2 separate regions of the Homo sapiens genome follow, and region 2 is linked to region 1. Evidence: read pairs that join two places in POLR2A ChIA-PET (ENCODE). Cell type or tissue: endothelial cell of umbilical vein. All regions are shown on one strand.

Region 1 (8,000 bases):
CAATGGTGGGTCATTGAGTTACATTTTCCAGTGTGGAGTGATAATTGCAAGATTTACTGAGCAGAGAAATATGACCCATCAAATTCAGTCTAAAAATAATTTTTGCTCTGAAAAAGAAAATCGAATTACCTTGCTCTTCACTATGAAAAATTGGCTTCATCTGGGTCAAGAGACATGGAACCTTTCTTTGAAGTAGACCCTACATTCCAAAATATCACTGGCAAACTCTGGGGCCTGCTTCTGATTAAATAATTGACATAAACCTCCGCCGAATAAACACTGAACCCTTCAAAAACAGAGAAGTAAATGAAAAATAAAAATGCATCTATGCTTTAAGTAGAAGATCTTCTGCAATAATTTGTTACCAGAAAGCAATTTACTTTTCCTTTTGTAAACCAGCATTAAAACCTAAGAAGAAAGCACACTGGGTGAAACTCTAGTTGAAACTTCGAAATAGTCTTAAATCTATTCTACATATTATCAGATTTAATGTTGACCTTAAGAGAGTGCTTCCATATTTATGGTTTGCTATCTTATCCCTCAAAACTAAATTTATTACTCATAGAATATGAAGCTTAAAAAGTAAAATATTGTATTTTCCTGAGAATATTTTGGTCTTTAAATTGACAACAGTATAAATACATTGTAAGAAAAAAAATAGCAACCCAACTGTGTGTATGTATACCTTGCCTCTTTCTTCAAGGAATGCTATCTGTGCATATAAAACTCAAAAACAGTTAACCAAGAAATAAAGAAAAAGAGTAAACTCTTTTGGGTTTATTACAGATGAGGTTATAACAAAATGGGCTGACGGCAAGTGTGACAAAAAGTATTGTTTGAAAATTCTAAATCTTGTTGCCACAAAACTGTGACTTTTTAGAAATATATGGGGAAATTTTATTGTAATAGAATGGAATTGAATTTATTGAAATTTTATTGTAAATGAATAAAATTTTGAAGAGGTCTTCAATAATGGAATGAGTAAGATAATTACTACTTCACTTAGCTTTCTAAAAACTTTGCACCAATGGATTTCTGCCTTCCCAGATGATTTTTTTCTCGTTTAGCTTTTGTATACTTTGAAAAATAGAACAATGACTTTGTTCTGTCCTTCATAGGTTGGGATTTATAAAAATGATTTTGTGTGCCTCTGCAAAATGTGGAGAAGTACTGAATAAACAACAAACAATCAGGTGTTCTTCAGTTAAAGGGACAGTTTTTAGAGGAACCCCGTGGTTGTAATGAATTATTTCTTGTTTTAAAAAGACCTTCTTACCTGAATAACGTTGTGAATCACACGAATGTCAATTTCTTGGGTTTTGGTATTGCACTGTAGTTATGCAAGATGTTACTACTGGGGAAAACTGGGTACCTGGGACCTTTCTATACTATTTTGTAACTTCCTGTTAATCTTTTACTTTATTTCAAAATAAAAATGTTTAAAAATGAAAAAAATTAAAATAAATGTCAGTGGTCAAAAAGAGCAAATAAAGAAAAAAGTCCTTTCTAACCAGCTCAAGAGGGTGTATGTCCATATGTTGAGATTCTGTTTGTTAAATATAAGTCTTCTTTTAAGGTAGTCTTGTAGAAGCTCTTAGCAAGCTTGCCTACCTTGCATTCCTCCAAAGATGCACTCTTTACAATTTTGACCATAAAGGAGAATAGCAGAGATAAAAAATTTAAATAAAAATAAAACCGAAGCAGTAACAACATCCTAGCAAATGGGAACAGCTCTCCGTTGGTCTGTGCTCTACAATACTATTATAATATTTGTGACAACAAGTAATCCAATTCAATGAATTGTCTCTAATCCTCTGACAGCTACTTTTCCAAAAACAGAAGACATAATTTTTTAATAAAGCCAGGAAGGAAACAGGTTTCACAAGAGAAGTTCAAGAAGACTGAAGCTCATTGTTCTACCTTCTGACACAGTAGAGTCTCACCTATTGAAGCCATGGGATTGTCAATGAAATGTAACTAGTATGGGAAACAGTGGAAATGTCTTCTCCAGTGTCTATTTGAATACATTGATCCTATGATGGCACAGTTCACTTCAAAGTGTGCTTACTCCCTACATTTTACCCATTCGCCTGGAAACTTCTAAAATCCTCTGACCAGCTCAGTCAGAGCAACAGCATAAGCATAAATCTTCCAAATGAGTTAATGTTGCATATACAAAACAGTCTACTGATTGCTTAAATTGGCTGAAGAGAAAGGGGCTATTCAGGAATAGGTTTGGTTTCTGAGCATGTACACATGATCTAAGAATGATGTCATAAGCTCTTTCAAATATTTTGGGGTAGCTTTTAAATTGCAGACTAAATGGAACTAGTCAAATTCGCACCTTTTCCAGCATGTGAAAATTAATAAGTGGAAAATCCAAGAATCTAGCAATTTCCTTCAATAAATGGCTGCCAATGGACAAACTGTGAAGCTCTTGGATTGACATGGCCCCTGTGTTCCTCATCCTTACTTGATGCAGTGCTAGGGACACATCTATTGATTTGCAACATCACATTATATAATCAGACACTGAGATAAATTCCAATTTGACATAAAATTTAGCTTTTTTAAAGCCTATAGTCCATATTTGTGCATAACAAACTCTTGCATGATTCCAGAAAAATAAAATTTTAAAGCTGGAGATGACTACTCCTGGAGGGAAGTTATACAACTGAACTAAATTAGTAAAACTTTAGATAGGCTGAGTGAAAGCAGGATAGCACTGAGCAAAACAAATGTTCTGGATCTAGTTAAGAGGAGACAAGACAAGTTCACAAGTGAATGACCCTGGTTATCACAATTGCTATTTTGAAAGAAAGATTCTTAAGGAATTGATATTTTACAAAGGGGATATATGCCAGTTCGAGGATAGTTTTTAAAAAATTAATAGGCTTTGTTTTTCAAAGGATAGATATCTTAAAATGTTTTATTTGATAATTGGTTCTTTTGAGAATATTGTATATTTGTAAATGGTGGTAAGTATTCTGTCTATATTTTCATTTTCTCTAAACACCAAATTTCTCAGTTCCACTAATTCATTGAATTTTTCAGTTTAGTAAAAATCCTAGGCCTTGCTAGCTTCCAGAAGATAGGTAAAATTTTGGTATAGGACCTCATAGGCTCAGCTAAACATTCCTTCAACCTTAAAAAACATGAGAAATGGTTTAGAGGGTCACCCCTCTAAACAGTGAGACTTCAGATAGGTGAATGATATCATTACAGTGCATCAGAGCTATACAGCCAAAACCATGTTTAGTAAATATTCACAAAGCAAGAGTGACATGTACCAAAACCCCAAGCAGAGTTTTCCTTATCCAAGAACAATGACGGGAAACTTCTCCAGGAGGCACTGGGACTGGGAAGTCCCACTAGCACTGGGGAAAAAAGAGGCAGAAATTCTACAACTTGAGGACCAGCCGGAGAGACAACATGGAGTATATGTTCTCCTTTCATCTCTTCTTGTTCTTTGTGTCACAGACATACAAGCAATTTGATAGTTGCTTCTCAGACAATATGCACAGCCTAAATTCCAACCATATTAGTGTGTGTTGGGTTCTAACCCACTTCATCCCCAAAGGCCAGCTAGAGTTGCAGCAATCCTTGGCATCACTTGTCCGGACATGATGAGGACACAGTCACCTAAGGGACAGCAAGCAACCTAGTCAAAAGTACTGTGGCTGGCCCATGCTCCTGACATAAGAAATGAAAAGCTAGACCACGGCAAAACTGAGAATAAAGGGTAGGAAGCAGGGGCCAATGTAGGCCAATCCCAAAATCTAGGAAGCCACAGTTAAAGACTCAGATTCAGGGCTTGAAAGGAACCTAGATGTCACGTGATCCAGCTCCCTTATTTTACAGAGAAGAAATTCAAATTCAAACTGGGGGAGGCATTTATCCAAGGACACTCAGTCAAGACCAATACCCAGGTTTCTTGACTCTGTTGAGTGTTAATTCCAGGAGTCAACAGGCAAACAGTGAATCAACAATCATAGAGAGACTGTTGCTTCTTTTCCAACAGGGGTGTGCCTTCACTCTTTATCTGACCTTCTTCTGGATACAGCAAACACTTGTGGACCAGCTGCACTGAAGCATTAAACAAGGTATGGAATAAATAGCATCTTCCGTAGGGTTAGAGGAATGAAGGTGGTCCCCAGGGCTTTGTGTGCTCTTAGTAACCAACTCCTTCCCAAGCCTCCAATCAACCTCAGTAGAAAGGGAAAGGGAGCCCCAGAATTCTGTGTGTTCTTGGAAGGAAATCCCTCCACAGCAGTCCCAGTCTCACCACTACACTCTTCATGAGAGACCACTGGGACTGACTGCATGATGCCTTACATTCTGCAAGACCCCCAGGACTTCCAGCTCCTTGTGGAACCCCTACTCCCACAGCCAACTGGCTCTATGCATCTCCTGCTCTGACCCAATGTCTTTCCCCTTTCTGATTTCTCTGGAACTCCAGATAAGTCATTAGCCAAGACCCTGTATCTCAAACTCTTCTTTGAATGTTCCCTGCAACTTCATGCTCTATACTTCCTCTCGTGATTTATAGCTCTTCCGACAGCTTCCATACCCTTTGTATCACAGAGCCTGGAAGTAGACGCAATTGTCTCCTTGCTCCACAGCTATATTCCTTCCTGAAAATATTATCCTCTACCCCTCCTTGTTGCAGTCATTTCCTGATCCCTGCATTACTTCCCTTCATTTCTAGATGTTAGCTCCTGGTTTTAACTCTTTCCAATGCTACTTCTGCCATAATTCTCAGCGATTTCAACATTCATGTCTGTGATCATTCTAATACCCTGGCCTCTTAGTTCCTTGGGCTTCTGTCCTCCAATGATCTTGTGTTCCCACATGCCTCAGCCACCCACCGTCCTTTACCAGCTGACATCCCCTGATTCATCACTCTAAACACTGCTCTCCATGTAGCAAGCAGACAGGAAGCTAAATCCAGCTGGAGGAAAACACGCAGCTAAGCTAAGTGCTTTTACTTAAAATTTGTTACCAGTAATGTCAACTGGGTCCTTAGTGCTACCTGGCAAGTCTGCTGTTTCCCAAGTCCAAACATCCTCTGTTGCCTTGAAGTCTCCAAACCTCCTGCTTCCCTAACCTAGTCTTAGTTGAAGAATTTGCTTCCTTATTGAACTGAGAAAATAGAGGCAATCAGATAAGAGCATCACAGGCTTCTACCATCATATTTTCCAATATACTTACAGCTGAATCTGGATAGTTTGTCTTTACTCCTGCAACGATGCCTGATTTGTCCATGCTCCTATTGAAGGTCAACCCTACTTAGCTCTAGGTTTCATGCTCTCTTATCTACCCAAGGACATTGCTCTAGCAATTGTCACCTCTCTTATGCATCATCAATGATCTCTTTCTACTAGATTATTCTCATCATCATACAAGCATGTCAAAATATATCTAGTCTTAAGCTAAAAGAAAAAAAGAAATCTTCATTAAACCCATACAACTCTCCAGCTCCTATTCCAATCCTCTGCCCCTCTTTCAAAAAAAATTCTGAAAATGTTGTCTCTATTCACTGCTCCGAGTTCTTTTCCTCCCATCTTCTGTTGAACCCATGCCAATCAGGCTTTTTCTCTACCATCCTTGATGCTTTTCAAGATCATCAATATTTCTACATTGCCAAAGCCAATGATCAATTCTCAATTCTCATCTTAATTAATACATGAGCGTTTGACACAGTTGATCACTTCCTTCTTTTGGAAGTCCTTTCTTCATTTGGCTTCTAGCACATCTCACCCTCCTGGTTCTCTTTCTGCCCCATTGGCCACTCTTCTCAGTCTCCTTTGCTGGTCTTTACTCTGACCTTTAAATGTTGGAAGACCCTAAAAATTATCCTGGGACTGAGCTCCTCTATCTAATAACTCACTGGCTTGGTCTCGTCTTGTCTCTTGGCATTAAATACCATGCAAATGCCTGACTCCCAAAAAAATATATTCAGGACCTCTTCCCTGAACCCCAGACTTGTATATCCAACTGCTTATTTAACAATTCCAATCAAATGCCTAATTGTTGTGACAAATATAAAATGTTCAAAGCTGAACTACTGACTTGCACTCCCATAGTTCCTCCTTGTATGTTCTTCCTAAGTTTGGTAAATGAAAACACCATTATTCCAGTCTTTTAGACCAAAAACCTTGAGCTCATTTTTTTTTTTTTTTTAACTATTCTTTCCAGTGGTGCGCTGGTAAATGGATAATAGCAGTCTCTCATCTCTGAAGGGTGGGAAGTAGGAGAAGGCCTACTTCCTTGTGTAAACACTCCCGATATTGTCGATTTCTAGCTATAAGAATGGGCCCACTAAGTGGTCCTTGGAAACAGCACACACAAAATCAATTAAACCCCAATTTTGCATTCTGCTTATTCAGTCATTCTGTGTAGTTCCAACTTTGGGAGAAGTAGTTACAAGAACTCGAACCACATTCTTCTTTCTTTATAGAAAATAATAACTTTCTACCACATGAAGCTAGGTGGCTAAAGAGATTATCATAAGAAGCAGGAGAGTAATGGTAGCATGCAGCTTATAGGGAACATTTCCTATGACATTCTCAGTAACAATTTGTTCTCCAAAAAATGGCTAATTGCAAATATTTGATAAGTTGTTAAAAGTTTTCCCCAAACCTCCAAACCCTAGGGAAGATAGAGTGTTCCCAGGCCAGACAAAAACCTTTTAACCTTAAGTCCCTTAAACATAAATATGTTGCCAAGATGCCGAGTGGATATTTAAATCATCCACTTCCTGTTTCAGTGCTATCTCTCTGTTTTGGAGAAGGACCAAATATGTTTCATTCCTTTTGGCACTGCTTTCTTCATTTAAAAACGATTTATACTTTAGGGGTTTTGACTCCAGGAAAAAAAAATAGCACATATTTTGGATGTCACATTCTTAATGTTTTGACCCTTTCAAACAAAAACACACTATTCTGTAGCCAGTGGGGTGAGAGAACCAGATCGGGGTAGAACATGTCCAAATGGGCTTCTAAGTAACAAGTAAAGAGGGAAAATTGGCCCACCTACAATAATTTGTTTAGGAAACATTAAAAATAGCCCATTAAAGACACAGATTTTTACTAGATCGCTTGTAAATAGTTTTGTTTAAATGTAATTTAAGAGCATCTATCTAAGTATTTCCATTGTGCCTGAGTTATCAGTTAATTAAACTTCAAGTGTGATGAAAACACATCCAGGACTAGTTTTAGGAGACTTTCACTAAAATGAAGAGAGCTAAACAGAAGATTCTGAATGATGTATTTTGGACAGGGAGGGTTCTTTGAAGGTCCTCAACTAGCATAAGGATTGGTGAGATGTGAGCAGGGATAATTTCGGAGTATCCTGAATAGCTTTTTAACACAGTCCACTACCATTAGCCTGTATAGTTTGGAAAACTGTCCAGTTGATTCTGATTGTACTCCAGACCCCTGCCCCCAGTGAAGACTCCCTAGTGAGGCAGGATAATATTAGAAGTGTTAGTACAGTGTCAGTAAACAACCCTTTCTTCAATTAATTGAATTCAGTTCGATTCAGCATTTGTTGAGCCTCTGCTTTGTGTTTGATGCTGTGTTCGGCACTAGAATTGAGGGCAGGATATACAAGGATCAATAAAAATTGTTCTTGCCTTTTAATGAAGTAGGGAGATGAGAGTAGTAAACCCTATTGGTCAGATATAATACACGGAGGTTTGTGCTGTGGCAACCCAAAAGGAGAACCATTTATTCTCACTGGGGCAATAAGGAAGTGGTGGAGGTATATGAGCTGAACCTTGAATTATGGATTAATTTTCAATCAGTACAGAGTGAATGGAAAAGCATCCAAGACCAATGAAACAATTTGCCTGGCTGACAGCACATGTTGATAGACATGTGCTTGGGAAAATCTGTAGGCAACTTGGGTGGTTGGCCATTCCTCCATGGCCCAGGAGTTGCCAAGAGGCTAACTCCCACACACCTAGCTGCTGCATCGTCAGCTAAAAGAGGATGGGA
Region 2 (8,000 bases), 110 kb before region 1:
TGAACCTATTAGGCATTCTCAAGTTCCCTGATTTCAACCAGGGCCCGAGTGAGAAAATACGTAATAGCAAACTCATTAAGTGTGTTTGAATAATCACATTAAATTAAGCGGAATTCTGTATCTTGTTGAATATTATAATGATCAGAGACTATTGATTCAGGCTGTATATTAGAAAAAAGAAGACATCTGCAATTCATGCCCACTTTAAAAATTCACGTGTTACCTATTAATGGTAGCCATGGAGGACTCTACTAAACTAACATATCTTCAGTTCAAAACAGATAGCAACACCCTACAGAATAAATGTAAATACTTTTCCTTATTTAAAGATATAACCTACCAGAAAACAGTATAGATTCCTTAAAGAACTAAAAGTAGAACTAACATTTGATCCAGCAGTCCCACTACTGGGTATCTACCCAGGGGAAAAGAAGTCATTATATGCAAAATATACTGGTACACGCATGTTTATAGAAGCACAATTTGCAATTGCAAAAATATGGAAGCAGCTTAAATGCCCATCAACCAAGCAGTGGGTAAAGAAAATGTGGTGTATATATATATATATATATATATACACACACACACACACACACACACACGTATATATACACACACCATGGAATACTATTCAGCCATAAAAAGGAACACAATAATGGAATTCACCGCAACCTGGATGGAGTTGGAGACCATTATTTGAAGTGAAGTAACTCAGGAATGGAAAACCAAATATCAAATGTTCTCACTTACAAGTGGGAGCTAAGCTATGAGGATGCAAAGGTAGAAAAGTGATATAATGGACACTGGGGACTCGGGGAGAAAGGTAGGAGGGTGTGAGGGGGAAAATACTGCGCATTGGGCGTGGTGTGTACTGCTCGGGTGACGAGTGCACCAAAATATCAGAAATCACCATTAAAGAACTTATCTGTGTAACCAAAACCCCACCTGTTCCCCCAAAACTATTGAAATTTAAAGAAAGAATTAAACAGAAAAAATAGACCATACTTATTTTTAAGATATAGCACACCATACTTATTAAATTAAACAAATGCTAGATTGTGAAATGAAATAAAAGCCTTCAACTGGGGTATGTTTATGAGATGGGAACGGGGTGGAGAGAAATAGAATAGTGTGTCCTAGTGTCTAAATCAGATTGCCTGTCTAATCAGATTAGTTGCCTAAAATGACTGCAAAATAATTAAACCAGTTAGATTGAAAAAGGGTTGAGTTGGGCTGAGAAAGGAATGCTCTGCTCAACAAATTCCATTCAACGGACAGGCTAAGACGCAAGTTAGAAACTCCCCGTCCCAAAGAGGACAGTACCTGTTCTGGGCATTCACCTCCACCTGGTCGGTCACCTGTCCCAAGGATTCTTCCTCCTGCTTCTGCCGCAGCCGTTCCTGTCGGGCTCGGCGGCGCCGTTCCCGGGCTGCCTCCTCTTCATCATCGTCATTCCTCTGGTAGGCGATTCTGCAACATTACAAAGACAACCTCTTGAGCGTGCCACTTGCCACGTGTCTTCACCAACCTCTTGGCAGGAACAGCCCTGAGCCCTTTTCTGAACTTCACTGCTTAATGAACCACATACGTCTAAAAGGATGGTTCAGTTCCTTAAGTTTAGCGACCTAGTCAGCTAGCTTTCAAACTTTTAACTATTTGAAAAACATGAATCCAATAGCTACAGAAGATAATTTACAATGACCAAATAACAACTTAAACTAAAACATTCTGCACAAAAGCAAGTTGCCTTTGGAAACTGTGGGTTAGTTTTTTTTTTTTTTTTTTTTTTTTTTTTGAGACCCAGTCTTGCACTGTCACCCGGGCTGGAGTGCAGCAGCACAATCTCGGCTCACTGCCACCTCCACCTCCTGGGATCAAGTGATTCTCCTACCTCAGCCTCCCGAGCAGCTGGGATTACAGGCACATGCCACCATGCCCAGCTAATTTTTGTATTTTAGTAGAGATGGGGTTTTGCCAAGCTGGCCAGGCTGGTCTCCAACTCCTGACCTCATGATCCGCCCGCCTCGGCCTCCCAAAGTGCTGGGATTACAGGCGTGAGCCACCGGGCCTGGCCTTGTAAGATTTAGAAGAAGGGACCCAAAGTATTGAACCAAAAATAAACAAAATGCTTACTTCAAAAGATACAGCATGTTGCATGAGTTATTTGTGTAGACACTGTCACGAAGATCAGAAAAGAATCAAGTTACACTACCAACCGGGACTTTGGTGCTAATAAGCCAAAATTATTAAAATTATTTAATAATTATAATAAATATTATATTATAATAAATATTATTAAATAATACATATTATTAAAATTAAATATTATATTAAATAATAAATATTATTAAAATTGGGAGTAGGATATCTTCTTTGCTTGGATTTTGTTTTTCCCTCCAGTTCCTTTTCCCTGGCGAGAGAAGGTGTTACTGACAATTGGTAGGATGCTTCAGAGTCAGTGCATTTTGAAGGGGTGGCAGCTCCCTTTAAGGCCCCCCTCTTTTGCTCTAAAATGTGCCTTAGTATCATACCACCCACATGCTGGGCACATCACAATGGCCCACAGGTGTGTATTTAGATAGATGTCTATGAGCTGAAGAAGGCAGAAGAGACACAGAGGACTTCACATGTGTATATATTATTTAGCTTTTTTTTTTTTTTTTTTTTTTTTTGAGACACAGTCTAACTCTGTCACCCAGGCCAGAATGCAGTGGTGTGATCACAGCTCACTGCAGCCTTGACCTCCCAGGCTCAAGCAATTGTCCCACCTCAGCCTCCTGAGTAGCTGGGACTATGGGTGCACACCACCACACCCAGCTAACTTTTGTATTTTTTTTTTTAAGAGATGGTGTTTCATTATGTTGCCCAGGATGGTCTCGAGCTCCTGAGCTCTATTTAGCTTTTGTAGTCATCTAAAGTGAATGTCTATTTGAGGAAATTACAAATCAATATCACTATGCTAGATATGTTTCTCCTAATACTTATTTCCAAATAAAGAATTGGGGCTGGGCAACTGCAGATGCTCAAACTCAAGAGGAAATAGCTATTTTGACACGTTTGACTTAGCTGTTTTTGAAGGTAGAATGTGTACTGAGATACAGAGTGCCAAGAAAGGATGGGTGCTGGCTTGATGGGTCAATGGGTTGGGTATGGGTATGGGGCTGCATTGTGTAGGAAGCTGCTTTTTGTATTGGAGAGTTACAGTGTTTTTATTACAATGTTACTTACATATCTACAAAATAGAAACCCAGATATGTAAACATTTCATGCTAATAATTCTTTTTAAAACTGTGGTAAGAACACTTAACATGAAATCCACCCTGTTGGCATATTTTAAAGTGTACAATACACTTTAAATTGTTAAAATTGTTAACCATATTGTTAACTATAGGTACAATGTTGCATGGTACTTCTCTAGAACAGGCTTATAATTCTTATATCATTGCAAAGCCAAAATAATTTGCAAATTAAAACAAAACAGTAGAACCATACTACTTATACCATATATTAACCTAATATAACTGATGATGGTTTGCTCATGTTAGAGTTGTAAGTTAGGCATTTTTAGGCTTAGAGTCAGTACTTTATTTCATCTGTGTCATCTTTTGACTTCAATAATAAGAATGCTATGAATGTTTTTTCACTGAGGTATCTCATAAAAAACAGGATTAATGATTCCGAAGGTTGGTTGGTTTCTTCTTTGCTACTTGAGAAAATCTGACTTCATATTTACTAAAATCTGCTCATGTGCAATCCTCAAAAGCCAATACAAATAAAATGTCACTTAGTAATTCTATAAAATGGGCTGGTTTATTTCACAAATATGGGGGGGCAATGTGATATAGTTGATAATGGATGACTAGATTAGGATTCAGAAAACTTGGGTTTTAGAATTGGTCTCTTACTAATTTGCAGCCCTTTGATTAACCTTTTAAAGTTAAATTTAAAGTTAAATTTTAGAGTTAAATTTTCTTGTGTGTGACAATCAAATGAAATAATAGATAGATATGTTGTGGCAAAGCATTCTACACTGCAGTGTCTTCCTGTTATTAGGAAAGTTCAGTTAAGGAGCCGCTTCGTGAGGAAAAATGAGTTCAATTTTAGACTTGTTGAATTTGAGGTGACATGACAGGATTCGAATGTTCCTTTCTAATTCAATCACATTGTAGTTGAAGTAGAAAGCCCTTCCCAGTGGTTTGGCTTCACCCTTCAGATTCTTGGCCTAATGTTCCTTTGGCTTATTTCTTGGTAGACAGCTTTAACCGCAACAGGGAGAATCAATCCTTAATAACTGCTTCCTAAACTAATCAAACAGGAAGTCTCAATTTGCTTTTCTACATCTCTGGATCAGCCATGAGGTCATGACTGTTACTTGGGGCCTTCTTCTTCCAAGACAAGCAAGAGGCATAAAACTCCGTATGGGACATCCCTATTGATAGGGTTAGGCTTTGTGTCCCCACCCAAATCTCATCTTGCATTGTAATCCCCCGTGTCAGGTGTTGAGGAAGGAATGTGGTGGGAGCTGACTGGATCATGGGGGTGGTTCCCTCATGCTGTGCTCGTGACAGTGAGTGAATTCTCTCAAGGTTTTTATAAGTGTTTGGCAAGTTCCTCCTTCGCTCACTCTTCTCTCTTCTGCTGCTTTGTAAAGAAGGTGCCTGCTTCCCCTTCCTCCATGATTGTAAGTTTCCTGAGGCCTCCCCAGCTATGAGTGAGTCAGTTAAACCTCTTTTCTTTATAAATTACCCATCTTGGGCAGTTCTTTACGGCAGTGCAAGAACGAACTTATACACCTATCCTAAAAGCAAAACTCCTCCGTCCCCTTAATGGAATATAACCTTAAGTCCTTAATTTCCCACTATTTTCAGAACTTACCATCTTTCTCTTTTCACCTACCCACTGGGCTTCATGGCTGGATATTGCTGGCTGTTAGCTCTGACATGAACTAGATTTGCCACGTAGGCCACATCACATGTAACCTCTCTTCATCTTTGATTTCTCAGTGGAGCAACCTGAACAACCGATCATCTCCACTATCTCTTCTACCTCTTCTTGCTTGGTACAGCTTAAAGTTTATAGGCAATCATTCTCCATTGGGAGCCCATTTTCTAGGATACACAGCTACTAGAGTGTATTAGTCCGTTTCACACTGCTATAAAGAACTGCCCGAGACTGGGTAACTTATAAAGGAAAGAGGTTTAATTGATTCACAGTTCAGCATGGCTGGTGAGGCCTCAGGAAACTTACAATTATGGCAGAAGGTGAAGGGGAAGCAAGGCACCTTCTTCACTAGGTGGCAGGAAGAAGCGCCAAGTGAAGGAGGAAGAGCCCCCCCTTATAAAACCATCAGATCTCGTGAGAACTCACTGTCATGAGAATAGCACGGGGGAAACTGCACCCATGATTCAGTTACCTCCACCTGGTCTCTCTCTTGACACATGGAGATTACGGGGAGTACAATTCAAGATGAGATTTGGGTAGGGACACAAAGCCTAACGATATCACGGGGCAAAATATCTATGGATCTTTTTATGACTACTAATAAAGAAACATATTAAAATTATTTACAAAGTTAAGAACAAAAAAAGAGCTAAAATGGTTTCATGGCATTTTCAATCATAACATGTCCAGTTGCTGGTTCAAGAACATATCAGTTGACTTTATAGGTAAAATTGTGTCCATGCCAAATGACTTGATAGGGGTGAAAATTCTTCAACTCTGAGGCTCCCTACATTAGCGTTAGGCAAGCAAAGCAAACAGTCATTTCTTAGCTTTTAGGCCTCTCCCTCATGGTGAGCTTCCCATCCTACTAACACCACAGGTTTATTATTTTTTCTTCCGAAATTGAAAAAAAAGTACCCTGAATTGTTCATTCTTTTGGATTTTAAAAGCAACGCACACATAAATTTTTTTTAAAACCAAACAATTCAAAATATATAAAGGAGAAAGTAAAAGCCACTCCCGAGAATCATGCAAACCCAGATTTGAACATGATGAGTATGTGATATATTCTACCATTTTCCTGTGCATGCACAGACATTTTTGTTTTTAATAAAATAGGGTTATGTCATACATATCATTTCACAAACCATTTCTTTAATTTACCTTGTTTATGACTATTTTTAACATGTTAGCAATATATAATTTCAATAGCAACACAGTATTACCACTTAGGTATACACATACATAATGATTACATGGATCTATTATGACTAACCAATTTTCTACTGAGGCACATTTAAGATTGTTTTCAACTTTATATCTTCTTATAAACAATGCTGCTAAGGACATTATTACAGACTCACTTTAATCACTTGTTCAATTATTTACTTAGGAAAACTTCTCAGAAGTTAGAATTTCTGAGTTTAATTTCCGAGTTTAAGAGTATGCTCATTTTAAAGGCTTTTGATAATCATCGACAAATTGTCAATTTAATACCAGTAATGCATGAAAGCTAATTTCACCACAAAGCAGAATTTGTCCAAAAAGACAAGTACACAGGATCCTTATTATATCAAACGATAGCACAGGGTCTGCTTCATGCTTCAGTGAAAGACAAAATGTTGACATTTCTGATTTTCCACACGCCAGATTTAAATGTATTTGAAATGCTGCTGACTAGTAAAAATCATACCTAACCAACCACTGGATTGTAATAAAAGCATAATAATCCATTTGTTCCTTCTGTGAAAATTCAGCAGATGCCAGTATTAACCTGTTTGCCATATGCTACAGAACAAAGCCAAGTGATGTTCCCAGATGATTCAGAAGGAGTGTGGGATCCTGAAGTTTATCTGAATCATCTGAGAATTATTGAATTTTGTTTAATAGAGTTTAAATCAAATGCATTTTATTGTGGATCTATTTTTTAAAAAAACTGGCAATCCACAAATGATCTATAAAGTACTTCTCTATGAAATAAAATGTTTGTTTGACCAGAATCCATGAACTTCCCACCTATGCTGGTTGGAAGAGGGTTTATTGTGGAGTATTCCACTTTGTTACTTGGTAACTGCTTTTAGCTCATCTGTTGGCACAAACACTTGGAGAAAGGTACCTTTCTGCAGCAAAGGTCAGCTGACAGCAACATGGCTCATTGGATATTTTGGAGAAAGAGAAATAATCTTGTGTGTGTGTGTTCACACTGACGAATAAATGCAACGAATTTTAAAAGTCCATAATAACCACATGATGTTATTTGATTGTACGAGTAGCATGAAAAAGTAGAGAGGATTGGCTTTTCTTCCATTCCTGGAACCATTGCTTAAGGGCCCTGGTGTTACAAGATAAGAAAAAAATATATATGCAATGGGAAAGCTCTCTTCTAATGCTGTGGCTTTTACACTGAAGATATTTTAGGTCTTTAACACCAGGCCTTGCTGCCTCAGTGTATTTAAGTAACAAGATAACCATGTTTTAGTTTGTGCCTTTCAGATAGAAAGTTCAAATGAATTAAAGTCTTGCAGACATGGCAAATGAGGAGACCAATGAGATGTTATTACATTTGGAAGGGCCAGGGTCTAAATATATGCCAGACGAGAGCCAGAAGAACTTGCAGAAGCTTCCGTAGCAAGACACTGGAGCAAGGAACGAGTTTTCCTCTTGCCCCAGTGTCCCCCGACCCCAGCTTCCCTAGCAAATATTTCTCAAAACTTCTGCAACACTGGCAAAATTCTTATTTTCATCTCAACTATAGTATAGGTCGTCTTGTTTGATTTTTTTACTCCGTGTTCCCCGTAGTTTAAAGAATGTTGCTCTTATTCCCTTCATTTTGTCTTTTCTCCATTTTGGTATCTTCTGGTTTGAGACTATAGGACATCATCCTTAAAGGTTCAAGTAAAATTGTGGCAATAGTATTTTATTAACAAGACAAGATCTCTTATGAGGAAGCCATGTTTAAAAATTAAATCAGGGAAAAATAATAGACATTTTTATGGGGAGGGTGCTGATTTTATTACATGTTTAGGAGCATTAAAGACTCAGAGAGAATGAAAAAGAAC

The links. Peaks named below come from ENCODE experiments on the same cell type or tissue, not always from the same donor. Only the 100,000 strongest peaks of a DNase experiment are listed, where the experiment ranks them.
Region 2: POLR2A ChIA-PET joins it to region 1 with 11 read pairs; 4 of 35 experiments call an interaction of 5 or more read pairs at or near these places.

Annotation. Positions count from the first base shown.
Region 1 is chr7:134,810,767-134,818,766 of GRCh38, reverse strand. All of the region lies in intron 1 of CALD1 (caldesmon 1), which reads right to left. It overlaps LOC124901750 (a long non-coding RNA gene), which reads left to right. Exons shown (of 2, transcript XR_007060537.1): 1 at 1-4,103. Among named protein-coding and RNA genes, the nearest start is that of CALD1, 35 kb to the right of the region's middle. In endothelial cell of umbilical vein, no CTCF peak of the experiment used is centred here; DNase peaks (open chromatin) are centred at 4,896 and 6,716; H3K27ac peaks cover 2,432 bases.
Region 2 is chr7:134,922,224-134,930,223 of GRCh38, reverse strand. It overlaps CALD1 (caldesmon 1), which reads right to left. Exons shown (of 15, transcript NM_033138.4): 4 at 1,324-1,470. Among named protein-coding and RNA genes, the nearest start is that of AGBL3, 60 kb to the left of the region's middle. In endothelial cell of umbilical vein, no CTCF peak of the experiment used is centred here; no DNase peak of the experiment used is centred here.